Linked DNA regions of Homo sapiens: regions 2, 3, 4 and 5 are each linked to region 1. Evidence: read pairs that join two places in POLR2A ChIA-PET (ENCODE). Cell type or tissue: MCF 10A. All regions are shown on one strand.

What was found. Peaks named below come from ENCODE experiments on the same cell type or tissue, not always from the same donor. Only the 100,000 strongest peaks of a DNase experiment are listed, where the experiment ranks them.
Region 2: POLR2A ChIA-PET joins it to region 1 with 41 read pairs; 5 of 35 experiments call an interaction of 5 or more read pairs at or near these places.
Region 3: POLR2A ChIA-PET joins it to region 1 with 11 read pairs; 5 of 35 experiments call an interaction of 5 or more read pairs at or near these places.
Region 4: POLR2A ChIA-PET joins it to region 1 with 11 read pairs; 2 of 35 experiments call an interaction of 5 or more read pairs at or near these places.
Region 5: POLR2A ChIA-PET joins it to region 1 with 13 read pairs; 5 of 35 experiments call an interaction of 5 or more read pairs at or near these places.

The regions. Positions count from the first base shown.
Region 1 is chr13:109,145,307-109,149,306 of GRCh38, forward strand. All of the region lies in intron 32 of MYO16 (myosin XVI), which reads left to right. It overlaps LOC105370356 (a long non-coding RNA gene), which reads right to left. Exons shown (of 5, transcript XR_931717.3): 3 at 3,742-3,839; 4 at 3,276-3,455; 5 at 1,651-1,863. Among named protein-coding and RNA genes, the nearest start is that of MYO16-AS1, 20 kb to the right of the region's middle. In MCF 10A, a CTCF peak has its summit at 429; DNase peaks (open chromatin) are centred at 435, 2,095 and 3,095.
Region 2 is chr13:109,270,553-109,274,552 of GRCh38, forward strand. It overlaps LINC03061 (long intergenic non-protein coding RNA 3061), which reads left to right. Exons shown (of 2, transcript NR_185883.1): 2 at 1-523. It overlaps LOC130494219 (a long non-coding RNA gene), which reads left to right and starts at 1,651. Exons shown (of 2, transcript NR_185888.1): 1 at 1,651-1,867. RefSeq lists an enhancer at 195-923. In MCF 10A, no CTCF peak of the experiment used is centred here; DNase peaks (open chromatin) are centred at 1,559 and 2,919.
Region 3 is chr13:109,254,734-109,258,733 of GRCh38, forward strand. No RefSeq gene overlaps it. Among named protein-coding and RNA genes, the nearest start is that of LINC03061, 8.8 kb to the right of the region's middle. In MCF 10A, no CTCF peak of the experiment used is centred here; a DNase peak (open chromatin) is centred at 2,468.
Region 4 is chr13:108,913,423-108,917,422 of GRCh38, forward strand. The region is part of intron 16 of MYO16 (myosin XVI); the gene reads left to right. Among named protein-coding and RNA genes, the nearest start is that of MYO16-AS2, 190 kb to the right of the region's middle. RefSeq lists an enhancer at 2,384-2,513. In MCF 10A, a CTCF peak has its summit at 1,887 (motif pointing right); a DNase peak (open chromatin) is centred at 2,459.
Region 5 is chr13:109,195,125-109,199,124 of GRCh38, forward strand. The region is part of intron 34 of MYO16 (myosin XVI); the gene reads left to right. The region is part of intron 1 of LOC124903207 (a long non-coding RNA gene); the gene reads right to left. Among named protein-coding and RNA genes, the nearest start is that of MYO16-AS1, 30 kb to the left of the region's middle. In MCF 10A, no CTCF peak of the experiment used is centred here; no DNase peak of the experiment used is centred here.

The DNA.
Region 1 (4,000 bases):
TCTAGAGTCTCTTCCCCTAGCTACCTATGCAATGCTGCTCAGACAGCAAGAGAAAAAGAGACAGAAAAAAAAAAAGTCTTTTAAAATTAATATTTGTTCACTGAGGGGCAACGAGTAATAGTCATAAGAGTTTAGTTGAAGAGAATTTTCCCATAAACTCAAGAATGCCAAATGAACTTTATACTGATGATGGGTATGTATAATTCTGGGATACAGTGTCTAGGCTACTTGGCCCTTAAAATTAATATTGACTAAATGTTTAATTGTCTGTTCCATTCTAGACATAAAGATCCCATTAATTCACAACATTTTTTTCCATCTCATGTGATGATGTGGCTAATATTATTATGCTAATTATTTCTAGTTGCTTGGTTTCAAAAACTATGAGACCCGATTCAAATGGTGAATGAGAGTCCTTGGCTCCTTTAGGCCACTAGGGTGCTCCATTGCTCTGAATGGCATCTCAGCGTCTGGTTGAGTTTATCCAGAATAAAGTGAAATCACATGAGCATGTTATTCTCTACTCACTGAAAAAGATCAGGAAGACAGGGTCTTGACAAAAAATGCAGTACATCTCAGAAATCTGGAGAAGAAAGTGGAAGACAGCCAGGCCGAATTAACGAAAATCAGACTCAAAATATTTTTTAAAAATTCAGTTTTATTACATTCTGATACAGTGCATCCTTAGCTTATAAGTTATAAACAGGTACTAAAAATGATGTCAACAAAAAAGCTGTAATGTACAGTATTTCTTTGCATATAGTAGGTGGCTATTAAATAGTTGTTTGAGGTAAAATTTACCTATAAAAGAGCAGTTTGACATACAAATCTATTTGATAGAACTAGCTCTTGTGGCATTTTTACTTAATAAGGATCACATAAGCTAAATGGAAGTCACTATTAATTTCAAATATTTTATTTGATTACATAAATATTCTGAATAAGAACATTATGAGTTTGGAGTGAGAGTATTTTATAAACAATTTTTTTACAATATACTTTTATTCCATAGGGCCATTTGTTTACAAAATAATTGTTTTTCAAGTTTTCCTTATGGAAAATTTCAAACATAGACAAAAGTATAAAGAATAGATTAATGAACCTTCTCTGTGGCCCATCCTATTTCATCTCTACTCCTGCCCATTTCCCTCCTCTGGCACTGGATCATTTTTAAGTGCATCCCAATGTCAAATCAGCCAGGCATGGTGGTTCATGCCTATAATCCAAGCCCTTTGGGAGGTTGAGGTGGAAGGATCGCTTGAGCCCAGGTGTTCAGGACTAGCCCTGGCAAAGTAGCTAACCAGGCCTTGTCTCTACAAAAAAAACAATAATGATAATAAAATAGCCAGGCATGGTGGCATGTGCCTGCGGTCCCAGCTACTTGAGAGGCTGAGGTGGGCAGATCGCTTGAGCCTGGGAAGTGGAGGCTACAGTGGCCGTGGTTGCTCCACTACACTCCAGGTTAGACCACAGAGCAATACACTGCCCAGAAAGAAAGAAAGAAGAGAGAAAGAAAGAAAGAGAGAAAGAGAAAAAGAGAAAGAAAAAAAGAAAGAGAAAAAAGAAAACCAATGTCAAACCATTTAAATAATATATATTTAAATATTTATAAATATTTTATCATAGATGTTCTTTAAGAAGAAAAAAACATTTATTCTTAAGGCATTTTAATAAGTACTCAAACCAATCAATCCATTTCAGTCTTCACGAGCATGAAGCTGCTATTCATGACAAAAGCCTGATTCTCGAAGCCAGGGCGTCATTTTTCACGACACAAACAAAATAATTCTTGGGCTAGCATTCCACCAAGCAATGTGACTCTGCAAATTTCTCCAAGGGAACACTTGCAGACAGCCCCTTCTACTACAGAAAAAAAAAAAAGATTCTAAATATTATATCAGGTAGAACTAACTATGAAAGATCAAAATTCAAAGACACGCAATTGCATCCTAAGTCAATATCATATGGGTTTCAGATGTTTCTATGCCAAATCAAGTGCAGTTACCCATTCATTGTTTAGCGACAAGATGCAGGATGCTTTACAATGACTCAAATGCCCCTGAATTACTCATGGAAACCTGGGATGTGCTCCAGGACGGTGTGTGCAAATTGCTATTCTCTGCTCCTGATGTTTGAAACAGAAGTTCCAACATTATCGTCATTTATTCTCTGACACATCGAAACGAGACTGAAGTATGAGACATTAGTCTGCCTTATGCAAATCTTGACATCCCATAATGGGATGCAGAGCTTAGCATCCCCCAGGCTTCTTGCCTATGTGCGGGTCTTGTAGTGTTTTATCCTGTCTGAAGCAGTTAAATCTTTTTCACTCCCCTTGATGATTTCTCCCCACAGTGATTTATTTGTGTGTGGGGAGTTGGGGGTGGGAGTGCTCATGAAAATTAGAAAAAGTGTGGAAGATAATTTACTGAGGTGCTCTTCTGCTGATGATCTGTGACTGTCTGAATTCTTGTCTCATACAAAGTGGGGCGCTCCTCTGCATTCCAGAACCATTTTAAATCAATGCATAATTTTCCTCATTTTCCAAACGAGTAAGTCCTTTGGGGAAACTAGATTAACACCCCCAGAGAAGGGGGGTCTCCATTTATCACTAAGTGGACATTAAGCAAGCAGGAGCTGTGTGAAGTTTCTTCCTTTGCCATGTTAATAGACCTGGGCTTGACAAGAAGAGAATATGTCTCTTTGGAAGAAAAGGATTTTTTTTCTAATTTCTTTGCCTCTCTGTAGTAGCCAAGAGTGCTTGTGCCTGAGACTTGCAGCTATATATTTCATTGTTTTTAATCCCCTAAATGTCTAGTAGAAATAATACTGTGTTCATCTACACTTCGAAATGAACTTTCAATGTTAATAAATGTATCAGTAACCAAATTTATCTATGTTAAGAGCACAAAGCTCTTTGTTCCCTATATTAATTAGAAATATATATTTTTAATGCCTAAGGATTTGTTGTGAATGTTTGTGACATTTTTCTCACAACTTGTAGCGCTTTCTCTATATAAATGCCCAATAATTCATACAGGGAAATTGTGCAAGCAGGAGGCCTATAAACCAGACTTGCACTAACTTGTGGAGCTAATTCCCTTACAGTCATCCAATAAGCATGTACTTAATGTAAGCACAGGGATTGCTACTGGAAATCCAAAACACTGATAAACAAATCTGGCATTGCCTCTGCCCTCTCACAGACCATATAAGAGACAGAAGGTGCATCCACTTTCAGTGAAAGAAATTCCAAAGAGGAGAGAATTTCTAACCTGAGGGCCATAAACCACTCGTGGATTCGTAGTTGAGCTCCAAGTGGCCCATGAGCCCCCATGGTATACATGCCACTTGTTTGGGCAGAGGCTTCATAAGCTTTATCGGATCCTCCCAAAATGTCAGTGACGTGGGAAAAGTGAGGAGCCGCTGCAGGAGATGTGCACACACGGCATTTTCTGCAGCCAGAAGAAGAAAGAGGTAAATGCCTGAGAGAATCTGAGGGCCTTGCAACCAGAGCTGGCAGAAGGGCAAGAGGAATGTTAGAGGCGGATGATGGGTGGATGGAGCTCTCTAGGTGCAGAAGTCAGGGTAATAGACACTGCAGGCCAATGGATGAATATAGGTTGAGACATGAAACTTCAGGGTGTGTGGTTCCTTTAGAATATAGCCATGCATTTTTGAGGAAGAAGGAGGAGAAAATGACTTTCCTTGCATGGAATCAGAGCCTGATAGGCTTTGTACCTGGAAGCTCCTTGTTAGCTTGATGACAAGGCTCTGAATTATCTCCATTGTTTCTCTTCTGTCACATAGGAATTCAGCATTAACTCTTAGGATCTTTCCTACAAAGTGCAAAGAGCCAGAGGAAGAAAATGAACAAAAACCATAGCAGCGCTTCTAGGTGCATACGTATAATGGGAAATACTCAGATATACACTGTGACGTGTTAATGGCATCCTGGTCATAATATAAACAGCTATTTGTAAGTGGCTCTCTCCTGTTG
Region 2 (4,000 bases), 130 kb after region 1:
TAATCCCGCTTGAAGCAGCCCTGAGAAACATCGCCCATTCTCTCTCCATACCACCCCCCAAAAATTTTCACCGCCCCAACACTTCAACACAATTTTGTTTTATTTTTCTTATTAATATAAGAAGGCAGGAATGTCAGGCCTCTGAGCCCAAGCCAAGCCATCGCATCCCCTGTGACTTGCACGTATACGCCCAGATGGCCTGAAGTAACTGAAGAATCACAAAAGAACTGAAAAGGCCCTGCCCCGCCTTAACTGATGACATTCCACCATGGTGATTTGTTCTTGCCCCACCTTAACTGAGTGATTAACCCTGTGAATTTCCTTCTCCTGGCTCAGAAGCTCCCCCACTGAGCACCTTGTGACCCCCGCCCCTGCCCACCAGAGAACAACCCCCTTTGACTGTAATTTTCCATTACCTTCCCAAATCCTATAAAACGGCCCCACCCCTATCTCCCTTCGCTGACTCTCTTTTCGGACTCAGCCCGCCTGCCCCCAGGTGAAATAAACAGCCATGTTGCTCACACAAAGCCTGTTTGGTGTCTCTTCACACGGACGCGCATGAAAAAAACCCTTTCATTTTACTGTGGGACGGCAACCCTTTCTGGGACCCCTCTCTGCAGCAGAGAACTGTTCTCTTTCTTTCACCTGTTAAACTTCTGCTTCTGCTCTGACCTCGTCCTTGGTGTGTCTGCATCGTCGATTTCCTCAGCTGTGAGACCAACGACTTGGGCACCCACCCAGGCAACAAGGCCTTTTCAGTAAGGGAAGTGGTAAAATGTTTTCAATCCCTGTTGCCAAAAATCGGCCTAAGGCTTCCCAAAAAAAGTAACCCAAAGCAGACATGGCAAATATTTGCTACATTTGATAATAAGCCAATAAATTATCTGCTAATAAGTGACTGAAATATTTAGCACACATCTGCCTTATTCTGATGACTGATCACATTTCTAGCTCCCCTGTGGACTAAAACAATATGCTTTCCTTCTCTACACAAGCAATGCTTTCTGCAGAGACACAAACTTTACATCTGAATACAAATGCAGCACGTTTTAATTCTGCCTCTCATTCTCCAGCAAAATCATGGGGAAGAAGGAAAACATCCTTAGTCAAAAGGGGTACAGGGACTTAGAACCTCACCATGCTGCAGTCACACAGGCAATAGAGAAAGATGGCGGTGGTTCCCTGGGGCAGTTCCCCTCTCAAGCAAGGAGACAGGGGCAGCACTCCTACCATCTCCCCAGGGATATAGGAGTTAAGAAGGAATTGCTTAGGCAGATAGCAAGGGCATGGGAGTCCTGGGTAAGGCTTTTCTTTTTAATGAAAAGCAGCCCCAAGTCATTTTCTAACAAAGAGCAGCCTGCAAGCTGGGAGCTTGCATAGGTGAATGCCAGCAGGAACTAAGGACTAGACATTTTCAAACTGGTGGCTCCATCTTCCCTTCCCTGCCAGCCAAGTGTATTGTAAGGAGCAGAGAAGATGGCTCTGATCAACTGGAAAGCCTATTTGCATAATTAGATTAGGGTGGGGCAACCAGCCTTCCCCCGCACACTATGTAGACGTCATACCTGATGGAACCAGTCTGTGAGCCCTATGTAAATCAGACACCGCCTTCTCCAACTTATTATATCTGTTTTGGTCCACTGCCTCCCCACTTTTCAGATGTCTCTCTCTCTCTCTCTCTCTAAGAGCTGCTCTCCTCTCTCCTTTCTTCTATCTATTAAATTTTCCACTCCCTAACCCACCCACATGTGATTGTGTCCTGAATTCTTGGTGTGTGACGATGAACCCCAGGGTGTATACCCCAGACAGCACAGCCACTTCACCAGCAGGGACAGCAGCTGTCACATGAACTGGAGATGAACTGGAGGTGAGTCTGATGTCTCGGAATTTTGAGGAAAGTGGGTAGAAAGTTGCCAAGCAAGCTGAAGAGACAAGCAAAAGGGATCATATTCCAGAAGAATTCTTAGCAAGACCACAGTCAGAACTTCAATCAAGGTGATTGATTGGTCTGAAAGGGGGAATAGAATGTAAATAAAATACAACCATGAGAAACCACATGTATGTTGTTGAACCTTATCTAGACACTAACTGTGAAAAAGCCAGCTTGGATTATTGATGAACGACATTCAGAAAACCACAATTTTGCCATGCTTATTTAGAGAACAGAGACAGTGGTATTATCAGCCTATAGCTCAATTGTAAAATTGGGATGACTAGATGTCCCGAGACTATTCTGTTCCTCGGCCCTCTCGACACTCACCTAAGAAGCTTCCAAATTTACCACTTCTCAGTCATTGTAAGGATGCTGCATGTCATAAGGATGATTATGGAAGATTATGGGCATGTTCTACATAGAGAACAAGAAAAGTCACAATATTTTCTTTTATAAATTTATATTTTGGAATTTATATTAGTTCCCCTAACTCTAAATAACCATGGGAATATTGACAAATTTGATTTTCCAGAACTTTAAAGCTGAGGCTAGACACTAACCACAGTGACTTTATCTATGTAGTAGCACACTCTACCAGCTGGGATGTCTGGATAACAAGTTCCCCAGATTGCAGCCTCCCTCCAGCACCAAGTAGGATTACGAGTCTGTTTGGTTTCATTTTAGCTATGTAGATTTGTCAAATTTTGTCACCTCTGGACTTCAGTTTTCTCATATGTAAAATGATGCATTGGCCTGAATGTTTTCGGAGAACCTTCAATCTCTGTGAGTCTCTTCACTGAAAAAATTGTTGACTTTCTTTTTTTTATTGTTCTGTTTTTCTTTTCTATGTCAAAAAAGCACTATGGTAAAAGTCTTTCAGTAAAACTTGAACCTTGGGGCTTGTTCCTGAGTTTGACATGTTAAACAAATGAAAGAACTGTTTTCAACTGATTAGTCATATCCTTCAATTCCTACGGGAATATGGGTTCGTTGTGCATGAGAAAGTCAGCCAACTTTGGCATGAAGATGTCTTTCAGGTAGGTAGGCCACCTGTGATGAAGTGAATCATTGAAGAAAGTCTATTTTCTTGTGGCATAAATACAAGCCTGAAGATTACACATAAGCTGTCATACACGTACCTCCTAAATGCAATTCCTCAGAAGTGACATGCTATCATCATTCACATTAATGTCTATTTGTGCAACTACATTGTTTAAAATAATCAACCAATTCATCACAATAGATATTTGGGAGGAGTGAGGGAGCTTTCTCTGTACTAATGAAAGAAATGACATTTCTGTTTACCATTTGTCAGTTTTAAGTAGTTAATAAATATCTGAAATGATTTTCATATTTTGATATGGTATTCACTTGTAAGGATATGCAATTTTTAAGAGTTATGGTGAGAATGTTTCTTCCATAACATTCAGCTTTGAAAAGTTTTAGGAAACTATTCATTATGTCTCAAAAGTTAAATGCACGACAAATGAAATGCCTCTTATTGGTTGCAATTTTCTAAAAGTAAGTAATGCCTATTACTTTGATATTTAACTCAAATATATTAACAATAATTGAAAGCTTTTGAGTGCTACAGGTTGATAATAAACCTGAAAGTATAGAATAATCATCTGTATTTTAAAATTTTTATTCTTAAGGCCAACAAAACAAAGTAAGAATTATGTCAGTGTTTCTAACTGTCCTACCCAGATCTAGCTCCTGACTGATAATTGTCAACAGAGTCAAACACGCCTTCCTAAGGCCAGCTCCACTTCTCCAAAGCAAGCTCCTCTCACTTTGCCACCCAGAAGCCACACTGGAACCTGGAATCTAAAGAATGTGTTTGCATTATCAAAGAACTCTCCCTCTCCTAAAGGGTCCACCCTGGGATTCCATTCTAGTGACTTGACAAAATGCTTCTAATTACTCCTTAGTTAGTTCCCATAATCCGCTTAAGGACTTGTTTACTTGTTGACAGGCAGGGTAGGAATTCAGCCTTGACAGTCTGTGTCAGTGCAACATCATAAATAAGATAAACATTATCTGAAGTGATCACAATGTTCTTGAACA
Region 3 (4,000 bases), 110 kb after region 1:
TGCCCAGGCTGAAGTGAAGTGGTGCAATCTCGACTGCAACCTCTGCCTCACAGGTTCAAACGATTCTCCTGCCTCAGCCTCCTGAGTAGCTGGGACTATAGGCATGCGCCATCACGCCCAGCTAATTTTTGTATTTTTAGTAGAGACAGGGTTTCACCATGTTAGCCAGGATGGTCTTGAATGCCTGCCTCAGCCTACTAAAGCGCTGGGATTACAGACGTGAGCCACTGCACCTGGCCAAAACCACCTTTTTAAAAAAATGTAGAATGACCTAGTGAGAGGCAGATTATTAAAATGGAGAGAATGGGTTTTGAAAGTTTTGTTCTAATCTTATCGCTATTGTTCTAACCTTGGAAAAATTGCTTACACTGTATGAACCTCAGATTCCTCATTTGTAAAATGGGGAAAATAATACCCCCACACAGAATTAGTGCCACGGTTACCAAGTCCTCGGCATCAGGGAGGCACCATAAGGCAGTGGAGCTTGCACTCAGTGAGGCATATGTGTGTGCCTTGTGTTACCAAAGATCTTGGAAAATCTCAATTTAAGATTTGGGGACACATGTCGTTGCTAAATTTATTACAAGTTTCAACTTTCAATTTTGAGCATCCTGGCAAACAAACCCACAGTAACCTATTTAGTATACCACTGACATAAATATGTTTTCTAGTGAAATCAACACTGTATATTTTTAAGGAACACAAGTCTACAAAATCATATCTTGCTTTCATGCCAACCTAATTGCCACAACTACCTCTAAGACTCCATTTTAAACCCTAATTGCTTCAAGGTGGCAAGAAACATATAGAACTTTATTTGTTTAGGCTATTTGCAAAAGGCAATACAGCCTGTCATCATGAACATTCTATTGATGTGGTATGTGGTTGTTCGCTGTGAAAACAGAACCATTTAAAATTGTGTAGCACTAAACACACCCTGGTATGATGAAGTGTGAGAGAAAGGAAACACAGAACTCAAACACCAGGAAAAATGAACACTCTCATTGCAGTGAAACATTGGTATGAAATTGGCACAAGGGCAAAAGGAATTCAGAAATGACACAACAAACTTACTCTTTTTCTTACTCTAAGTCATTTAACCCTTACTTTCACCTTCTAGTAACAAGCATACATTTTTTACATAGAAAGAAAAACACAGTTATAAAAGATTATTTCACCCCTACTAAAATCAATAGTATATATAAAGGGCAATGATACACACAGGTTACAGCATATGAATATGAAATTTGCATATGCAAATGAAATTTGTTTTTCCTTTGAAAACAACACAGGTTTAATCATGTTATTAAGCAGAATTTTAACGAGCAATTATGAGCGCTACTCTGAAGAGTGTAAATGATAAGTGCTACTATTCGCAATAGCAAAGACATGGAATCAACCTAAATGCCCATCAATGGTCAACTGGATAAAGCAAAATGTGGTACATATACACCATGGAATACTATGCAGCCATAAAAAAGAACAAAATCATGTTCTCTGCAGGGACATGGATGGAGCTGGAGGTCATTATTCTTAGCAAACTAACACAGGAACAGAAAACCAAATACCACATATTCTCACTTATAAGTGGGAGCCAAATGATGAGAACACATGGACACTAGAGGGGAACAACACACACAGGGGCCTATCAGAGGGGAGACTGGGAGGAAGGAGAGGATCCAGAAAATAATTAATGGCTACTAGGCTTAATACCTGGATGATTAAATAATCTGTAAAACAAAACCCTATGACACAAATTTACTTATGTAACAAACCTGCACTTGTACCCCTGAACTTAAAATAATAGTTTAAATAAAGATGCCTGGTGCAGTCCCAAACATAACAGAGGCTGTAATTCAAAATATCGCTATTCAATTACTTTAAAATAAGCTTTCCTTAATACTTTTAAATTGTAAATGAGAAAACAGATATGTACAGAAAAGACCATTAATAAAAGTTTAGGTTTTTCAAGGTGTTGTTTGTTTGTTAATTCATGTGTTTGCTTTTGTTTCAGTTGTTGTTGTGTGTTTGGGGGTGAGGCTGGGGATATTTGTTTCCTGAGGACCTCTGCATTTTCTGACTTTTATTTGAATGTGCTAAGGCAAACTGAGAAAATTCAAAATTGTGTCCAACCGTTTGACTTCTCAAGTCACATACCAAAACAAAAACTATGGGATTACATCAAAGGGCATAGTAGGGATTCCTGGGTTAAGGAGAAAAAAGTGTGTAACATTCCTAACTAGAGTGATGGAGTATGAACTATATAAGGAAAGCTATCATCACCATTGACAAATATTTGTTATGTTAGGCACTAGCCTCCCTGTAAAGGAAGACAATACCCATGAATTCAGAATGTAAGCCACCCACAGCCCTATACTGAAGTTATCCTGGACTTTCCTGCCTGTGTCCACACAGATAGGAATCCTAGTCATGATGAAACTGAACATCCACACTGGCAGCTAGCTCCATGATAGGACATGTGAGCACAAATAGTTCAAATTGCTCAGAGGGAGAAAGTCAAAAGCACATTGTGCAATCTGACTCTTTGGAATGTCAATGTGAGGCATGAATCACCTGACAGAATTTGCCTCGGTCCATTTAAAGACATTATTCAAAGAAACTCATCTACACATCACTGCCCAACAAGGAGACGTTTCTATTTCAAAATTAAATAAGAACCTCAGACAATTTTTTCACAGCAGTTATCATGATTATTGAATATGTGATAATCCACAGTGTATTCAATCCTTGTGGATTACAAAGGACACATTGTAGAAAACTGCAGATTTGGTGACAGCATTGGCACTAAGAGTCAGAAATCCCAGATTCTAGACCATGCCAAACCACTTCCCAGACAGGTGACCTTGGACAAGTACCTTCATCTTGCTAAACTTTTTTTTTCTTTTTTGTTAAAAATAGTAGTAAGAGTTCCTGAATTTTTCATCACACACAGGTTGCACAGGAATCAAAAGAAAGTCTATAACAATATTTGATAAAGTGTAATGCATATGGACACAATAACCATAATAATTACTAAAATATTTTTATTATACAAGCAAAAACTTATAAAAAGAAAATGTTTAATTCAAGTCATGGGAATAAATGAGACTCTTCAGAGAACTTGTAATATAAGTCAGAAAGAAGTAAAAGAAAAGAAAAGCCATGAGGAACACTAATACTTAGAAATAAGGCAGACGGCCGGGCGCAGTGGGTCACACCTGTAACCCCAGCACTTTGGGAGGCCGAGGTGGGTGGATCATGAGGTTCAGGAGATCGAGACCAACCTGGCTAACACAGTGAAACCCCATCTCTACTAAAAATACAAAAAATTAGCCAGGCGTGGTGGCAGGCACCTGTAGTCCTGGCTACTCAGGAAGCTGAGGCAGGAGAATGGTGTGAACCCAGGAGGTGGAGCTTGCAGTGAGCCGAGATCACACCACCGCACTCCAGCCTGGGTGACAGAATGAGACTTCATCTCAAAAAAAGAAAAAAAGAAATAAGGCAGACACAAGAGCCAATAAAGAAGTGAGAAGGTGGGTTTGTAGAAATGTCAGGGAACTAGGGATGTTCTGTGTTACAGATGCCAAGAGAGGGGAAGAGTAATCATCAGCAAAGTACCTCCCAAATGGATCAAATAGGATGATCACAACTAAATTAAAATCATTAGCTTTGGTAACTAGAAAGTCACTGCTCTGTTTCTATCAACTGATTTTTTTTCTTGGTAGGGTCACATTTGCTTGCTTCCCCACATGTCTAGTAATTTTAATTGGATATTTGACATCACCACTGTTGTTCAATGTCTGGATTCCTGTCTTCCTTTAAAATACTCTGTACTTTGTTCTGGAAGGAGATTAATCTCTTTGAGGATGTTTGACCTTTACAGTCTTTCTTAGGATGTTTTTAAGCTTTGTTAGAGAAGGTTTAGAATAGCTTTTGCTCTGGGGCTAGGTGAGCCCTGCACTTAAGATGTGGCCTTTGTGGAGCCTCTACTGAATGCCCT
Region 4 (4,000 bases), 230 kb before region 1:
TTGCAATGTCGGTTGGGTTTGAGAAGTTCATATTTGTTTAATGTTTAAATTTAGGTTGGTATCTAATCTTTATTTGGTAATTATGAGTATTAAGTTCCATAGTTTTGGAAACTGTTTGGCTTGTTCACAATTAGAAATGTAAACCTGAATTTGCGAGCTTTCTAACCTTTCACAAACTGATGGTCTTCTGAATCCCTTCCTTAAAATTGGTACCCATAGGTAAAGGATATTGCTATTTGTAAAATGCTCAATACCATATGTTAAAGCAAACTAAATATGGCTGGAGGAGGACTCCGTGCTTCTGTATTTGAGTCCTTGTGGACGAACTATAACCTAGCTTAATAGGCAGACAAGACTGAAAACCCAACTTAGGTGTATGTGCCTGTAACAATAGCTGAGTCTTGGCCAATCCCAGCGGCCATACTTCAACCACTGATAGACTGCTGAGTGTTCAGTTGTTCAAATAGAGCAAACACCAACCTGTAACCAATCCAGCTGTTTCTATACCTCACTGCCGATTTCTTTATGGCACTTCCCTTTTTTTGTCTATAAATTTGTTCTGACCACGAGGCATCCCTGGAGTCTCTCTGAATCTGCTGTGATTCTGGGGGCTGCCTGATTCTACATATATGTAGTATATCTACTATTATTAAGTAGATAATTATATCTACTATTGTTAATAATTAGTGTATTTACTATTGTTAATATATGTATTATATATACTATATTATATGTAGTATATCTACTATTATTAAGTAGATAATTATATCTACTATTGTTAATAATTACTGTATCTACTATTGTTAATATATGTATTATATTTACTATATTATATGTAGTATATCTACTATTATTAAGAATGGCATTATTATTGTCACATCTTCTTGTCTGATGTTTTTCAAAATAATATTGCTATTCCTATGATGTAGAATAAACCAGCCTACATGTGACCACATGAACACAGCATCTCTTTGCTCACTCACTTATCCCACAGTGTAGCTTTTAGTGGAATTTGGATGAAGTACACTAAGTCCTAAAGCAAACACTACAAAACTTACAAGCCTTCTTCCTTCAAATTCATTCTCTCTCTTCTTCCTTCATAGCAACTCACTAGATACATGAATCAAAATAAAATATACATGCATCAGTAACTGTGAGCTAAAGGCATATTCAATACTTATCGTATCTTATGTGATTAGACCTCCAGAGAGAAGAAAACATTGCTGTAATTCCCTTTTTTTTCTTTTATTTGCTCTGTCGCCCAGGCTGGAGTGCAGTGGTGCTATCTTGGCTCACTGCAACCTCTGCCTCCCTGGCTCAAGCGATTCTCCTGTATCGGCCTCCTGAATAGCTGGGATTACAGGTACATGACACCCCATCTGGCTGATTTTTGTATTTTTAGTAGGGACGGGGTTTCACCATGTTGGCCAGGCTGGTCTTGAACTCCTGACCTCAAGTGATCCACCTGCTTCAGCCTCCCAAAGTGCTGGGATCACAAGCATGAACCACTGCGCCCGACCTGTAATTTGGTTTTATCATTAAAGCTACAAAAGTGCTGTTTAGCTTTGACTCTGTTTTTAGAACTAAAAATGTTGAAAGTATCACATGAAAATTTATGGAGGTTTATTTCAGCATAAAATGAATGTAAAACTACTTTCCTGTTTGTAACATAGGAATGATATCTAGAAACAGCAGATAGGACGTGTGCCTAACTTTAGAATATAAGTGATACAGATATAGACATCACCTCCTAAGGCTTAGCTGCATGAAAACAGTATTTATAACACTTTGCATAAGCATCTTCCTCCACAGATTATTAAAACAACAAGAAAAAAAGTCTGTAGGTTTCTATATTTTGAGCTGTGGCAGTAAGACTGCACGGATCTGGAATTCCACAAGATGGCGAGCTCTCCATAAAGTCAGACGAGAAAAACAAAACAAAACAAAAATCCAAACCAAGAAATTAAAATAAAAACAGAAAAATGAAGAAACACAAACACAAATGCTTGTTACCAAAAGTTTCTTTTTCACTTACGGTTCTTCCTATATTGACTGCTTCCCCCTAACCCCCTCACCAGCAGCTGTTTGTTTTACAAGGGCTATTTCAATTTTTCTTACCCTTTGTATATTATACAAACGTTACATTTGGGGAACGAATGTAATTTCTGCTTTTGGGAATTGAGATTTAATGAAAGCCAGAAATAGTCATTCATTGTTTATCTTCAGCATACTTTAAATAGCTTAGATGGGTTTAGTCCCAGAAAAGCTAGGTTCCTAAATCCAAAAAGTTATTCTGAATCTCTTTTTGTATTGATTAATGGTGGAAATGATTGTGGTGCTGCAGGATAACATTTGTGAGTAAAGGTCAAATTTTGAATGCTAAGTTGAAAACAAGCAGTGTTTGACTCAGAGCATGTGACCTGTTTCTAACCCATGTGGCCATGAAAGGAAAAGCTGAGTCACCGCGCGCTTGAACTTGTGATCCTGCTGGGAGCCGTACCTGTCACGGGGAAGCCACGGCAAGCAGCTCCCGTGAAGGTTTGGTTTCTGCTAAGGGCTTATTATGAACAGGGAACCTAATCTGAGAGTGTCACATAATGTTTAAAAAGAGGTAAGGGAAAACTTAAATACTATTTGGAGGTGAGTCTTCATAATTATGTGCTATAATAAGCTGTTTACTTAGTAAGTAGCTTGAAGGTGCTCCCAAGACAAAAGTTCAAGACAGGAGGTGCTTTCACCAGATTCTCACAGACTCCATTATTAATAACCTAAGTGACAGTCACAGTCATGATCAGCACAGTTCATGGGGCACTTCCCATGTGCCAGGCACTCTCTGAAGTGTTTGTTCACTCACTGAATCCTCACCCGCAGCTAAGCAGAGGGTGCAAGGCTGTGTCTGTATTGTATAGTGAGATGTCACCCAGTAGCCAAGATCTGAATCCAGGCCCTGCTGAATTTATGCCTAAATTGTCTCCACAACAATGCTGCCTACAAAATGGCAATACTGTCTTTATCTCCTCGTGTCACTGAGATTTTAAGGCAAATGAAAGAGAAAGCACAAAGTCAAAGTCTGCATGTCTGTCTTTATTTTGCATTGCTGAAGCAAAACTAACTTACGACGTTCTAGGGATTGCCACCTCTAATGACTATAAAAACAAACTACGCTAGGTCTTTATTTTAATCTAGAAGATCATAAAAATTTTAGAACTAACAGAGCTTTTGTTACCCTAGGTGGACAGTGTAGCCATTATATGAGTGTTAGACTACCTGTGTAAGTTAGCAAGGACATTTCACTTTGAAATGAGAATGAGAGGAATTGGGTCAGTGGCTTCCGTCCTGCCTTCTGTTCTTGATGTTATATATAATAAATCAGAAGCCAGATATGTCACTTGTTCAAGGATATTTAGCTGGAATATTTGGTAAATGACAGAGGTGGATTTCAAACTAAGGTACGTTTGGTTTCAAATTTCTGTTCATTGGAACTTCTTGATTGGTAGTGTTAGATTCCCAACTCTAACACATTTAAAGAAAAAAGAAAAAGGGGGAGTGTTGAGATGAGGGCGTAGCTGAAGAGAGCGGAGGTTATGTTTGCCCCAGGAATGTGAGATGCAGAAACTCGAATGTGAGATGCAGAAACTCAAATGCGGCTTCTCTCTGTCACACTCATGCACATGGCACATGCACGCACGCACACACACACATCAGTTTTACTTTGTATGTGTTTTCTAACACAGAAGAGAACGTGACCACGTGCTGCCCTAGGCCCCCTAACTTAAGAGCAACTCGTCTCTCTGCCAAAAGGCCATCTTGGTGGCTCAGCCCAGGTCTTAGGCCCATCCCGGGCCCCTAAGTTAAGGACAGAAGGAAGAAATACATTTGGCTCCTGCGTAGGGATGGGAGCTATTTAACAGGAGGAAGGGGAAGGGAGAGCTGAGCACTAATGAGCAAGGAGCAACATGAGGCCCTGTGCTTTCCCCTGCATGGCACTCCAACTACCTGA
Region 5 (4,000 bases), 50 kb after region 1:
GATTTTTTTTAAGAAATTAAAGCATCCAGATAAGGTAAAAAATGCAAATCCTCTCTCTTGCTTCCTTCCCTCACTATTGTCCAGATATAGCTCCTCTTGTTTCCAATAAAACTTTTAACGTGCCTTTTAAAGGATATTTTCCCCTTTGTTTAAACCTTAAGCAACAAAGAAACAAAATCCCAAGAATGAATTTAATTGTATTGCTATATAAATGAATATTTCTGAATTAGGAAGGACCAACTCTTTTAAAACACCACAAGTGCTATTTTGACTTTCAGATATTTTTCTTGGTTCTTTAGAAGTGTAGATATATGTAAGCTTTTAATCAAAGACTTTTTAAAAATCACACTTTATGCTATATCTTTAGGATTTATTTAAGTAGACTTCGGTTTTATAGACTCTGTTTTTTCAAATTTCATTTTTCAACATTTTTTATTCTTCAACATCTTGTTAGCTCCAAGTAGAAATGCGATTTGCATTTGAAACACTAATATTCACTATTCAGTCAGCCAAGACATTTCCTTCTTTTAATTTCCATAAATGTCAGTAAATGCCTCTTTTCACCTTTGGGTGAATAGTCAATAGAAAAATCAATTCTGTGACAAATGAACAGCAACATGATTTTACATATGAATTATTTAACAAAGACTATTTTTATCCTTGAAGGGAAAGACTTAAGTTAAAAATCGGTAGCAAATTATTAATTTACATTTATTAATATGATCCACAGGAATGCATATCCATAGAAATTGAAGAAATTTTATATCTTATGTTTAATTGGTTCATGCCCTAGACCTCATAATTGTCCAATAGGAAATTATTGAAAATTAGTAAATATATAAATAATCAATAAACCTCATTAAGCCTTTAGATCACGTTGTATTTTCACCCAGGTTGTGAGAGATTTAGTGTTTTGTAATGCCTGAAAATAAGTGAACTAATTACAAGTGTCTCACTTTAGAGAAAACACTGGCATCACCTCCGTTTTTACATCACTTTATCAAACTCCATCTTCTTATCTAATTGATGTCTCCTAGATGTTGAGAGACACAAGATTCTTTACAGTAAAGTACAGAAATGGAAAGTAGATTCATGTCTTGAATGTCTAAATTTCAAATCACCAAGGTTTTCTCAATAACAGAATAAAATCATTTTTTAAATCCCCGTACTGAGTTGTCGAGTTAGTAATCACCAGTATCTTAAGTAGCATTGTAATTTTCTAAGAATTACCATTTCTATGAAGGAATCTTCTTGTTGAAAACCTAATAAATAGAAGGGAATTTGTTTGAGGGTGAGTATCCCAACCCATAGGGAAATGGGTCTGGACCATGATCATTTATATATCTGTTTGCATATCCTAGGAGCTTGAAATGCTTTTCTGGTGTTCAGAGGCACAGACATTCATTGAATGTAAATGACTTAGCTTTTACCTTACATAATCCTGTCTTAAGAGCAGAAAGAACATAGGGGTGTTAGAGGTTTAACCCAGGCCACATTTTAGGTGGTCCAAACTGACAGGAGCTTGTTTATGAGAAATGCTGGCCCCACCCTAAGGGCTCCAGTAATACTGCCTTGGCCACAAATGTTTGTGGAATGGATCCCTTTGTCAATTTCTTTGGACGTCAGGTTTTCCTAGCTCCGTATAAACCGTGACTTTGCTCTCTCATTACAGAACTGCAAGTGGCCCCCAAACTTTGAAGCTTTCAGCTCTCTTTTGAATGTCAACTTTAAAAATAAAAATTACAGAATAACTAGCAAGTGTCTTATTAGCTTATTCACCAAACAATTTTGTTTTTAAAGACATTAAACTGTCAGAGAGCCTGTGCACTTTTCTAAATGCCTGGATTTTGTACCTATTATAGAACAGTACAATTTTTTCCGTGCCATCCCAAAATAATAATTTTGGACATGTAAGTTTATTTGATCCCTTAACCCTAAGGCACTGCATTCTTTGGCCACCAGGAGTCTGTGGTGACTGTCCCCCTCTCCTTCAGCGGCTCCGCCCACTAGCCATTCAGATCTATTTAGGCATGTTGAATTCACAGCAAGAAACGAGCATGGGACCACCCACACCCCATGTGATTTCAGAGCAGCCGAGCATTTTTAATAAGTTCCCAGAGCTTTCTAGTGTTTGAAAAACCCTTCGCTGAATCTGTGAATGTGAAATACAACTCACGTGTAAGAATGCGTTCAGGGGAAGCCTGGCGTTGCTTGAAGGCACTCTCTTCTGTTCTATTTCCTGGACTTGATGGAGCTGAGTTGCCCATTTACCCCCAAGGTTTTTTTTTAAATGGACCCACACATTTAATACTGTGTGATAATGTTTCTCCCTTCTCTCAAACGTGGGCCATGCATTCATACGCTTACTCCCTTTAAACTCTCTAAGCAAGTACACTGGATACTTTGTGCTGGGTAGAGATTAATTTACTCATTTTAGGCTCCAAGGACACCATAGTCTTGTGAGGCAGTAACTAATTCTACCCACATGCAATAGATCAACATTACTCCAACTCTTGTAATATACATGATACTTTTTAAATGAAAGAAAAACATCCCCTTGACCCTTAAAGTTTCTTAAATTATTTTACAATGTTAATTAAATGTATAGACATACAGTGTTACAAATAATCTCTTTACTCTTTGAGCTTTCATTTCAGCTATAAAACCAAGGCAAATTGACCACTTGAGTAGAATAAAAGTCTACAAAAGCAAAATAAAGGTAAAATTCACAACATTGATGTTAGGCATGAGATTTTGTTTAGCTGAAATGACATGACTGTTGGAAACGTGCGCTGACTATTCTATTCATCAAGTTCCGTCAAGCTTTGTGTGTTTTTCCCACTTTATGCCACTGGCTAACCAAGCCCCTACCACTATTTCTATTTGAAATGACAGCCAGCTTTTGAACTTACCCTGCTTTGCAATATCACATAGCTTTTCTTGCAGGAAAAAGAAAATCTATTACATATTAAATCCATCTGCTCTTTTCTCATTAACCTACAACAGTATAAATAATATTACTTCTGTCATCCTACTCATAAATAAAATACAAAGACATAAAAAAATCTCATTGAGTACTAGCTTGAAATATAGATATTCAAGATGATACAAAGTACAATTACTTTAAAAAGATATCATGAATATATAAACGCAAATAAATTTTAAATTGTTGAAGGAATTTGAGGACTCCTGAAAATACAAACCCTAACTTCAGAAGCATTGCATTTAACAACTGTTTAAATAGGTCACTAAAATCTCTTCATACTCTTTGTTATCTTACCCCTAAAATTCAAAAAAGCTGTAAGAGTTTTCTAATTTTCTTCCTGTAGAACTTTATTTAGTTTTGAGTCATATATAAATCATAGTTATGTTTTAAATCTAATGTGTTGCTCAGTATTTTCTGGGTTGCTTTTTAGTAATAAAAGAATATATTATGTTATATTTATAAAAGGCCATAAATCGTGAGAAGTGCACCTATTTAGCATTACTTAACTGAGTCATCAGGATAATCATAATTCAGCAGTGTTTAAGGATTTTGTTCAAGTCAAGGAGCTAACCATGGTACAACTGTAACAGCTCATATTTAAACAGCACTCACTACTTTTGTGAGGCTTTCTTTTAAGACACCTGCATATGTGACTCATATAATCCACATCAAGTTGTTACAAGGTAGGTAATTTCTTGTGGTCCCACTTTACAGGTGATGAAGCCAGCGAATGCTTGTTCAGCATTGCACAAGTAGCTTGCATAGTTGGGTTCCATCCCAGGCATTCCGGCTCCAGAGGCCAGGTTTTTCAGCCACACTGACTGTGCTCAAAACCATCCTCCAATTCCACATGGGTTTGTCATTTCATCATAGAAAATGAAGTTTAATGTCATTCCTGTCACTTGTCTACGTCAAATCCTGTGGAAACCCTTCTCCTCGCATGTTCTTCTCCCCTGTTCTAACTGGTTAGGTGCCCATCTCACTTCTCAATATTCAGATCAAAGGTTAATTAAC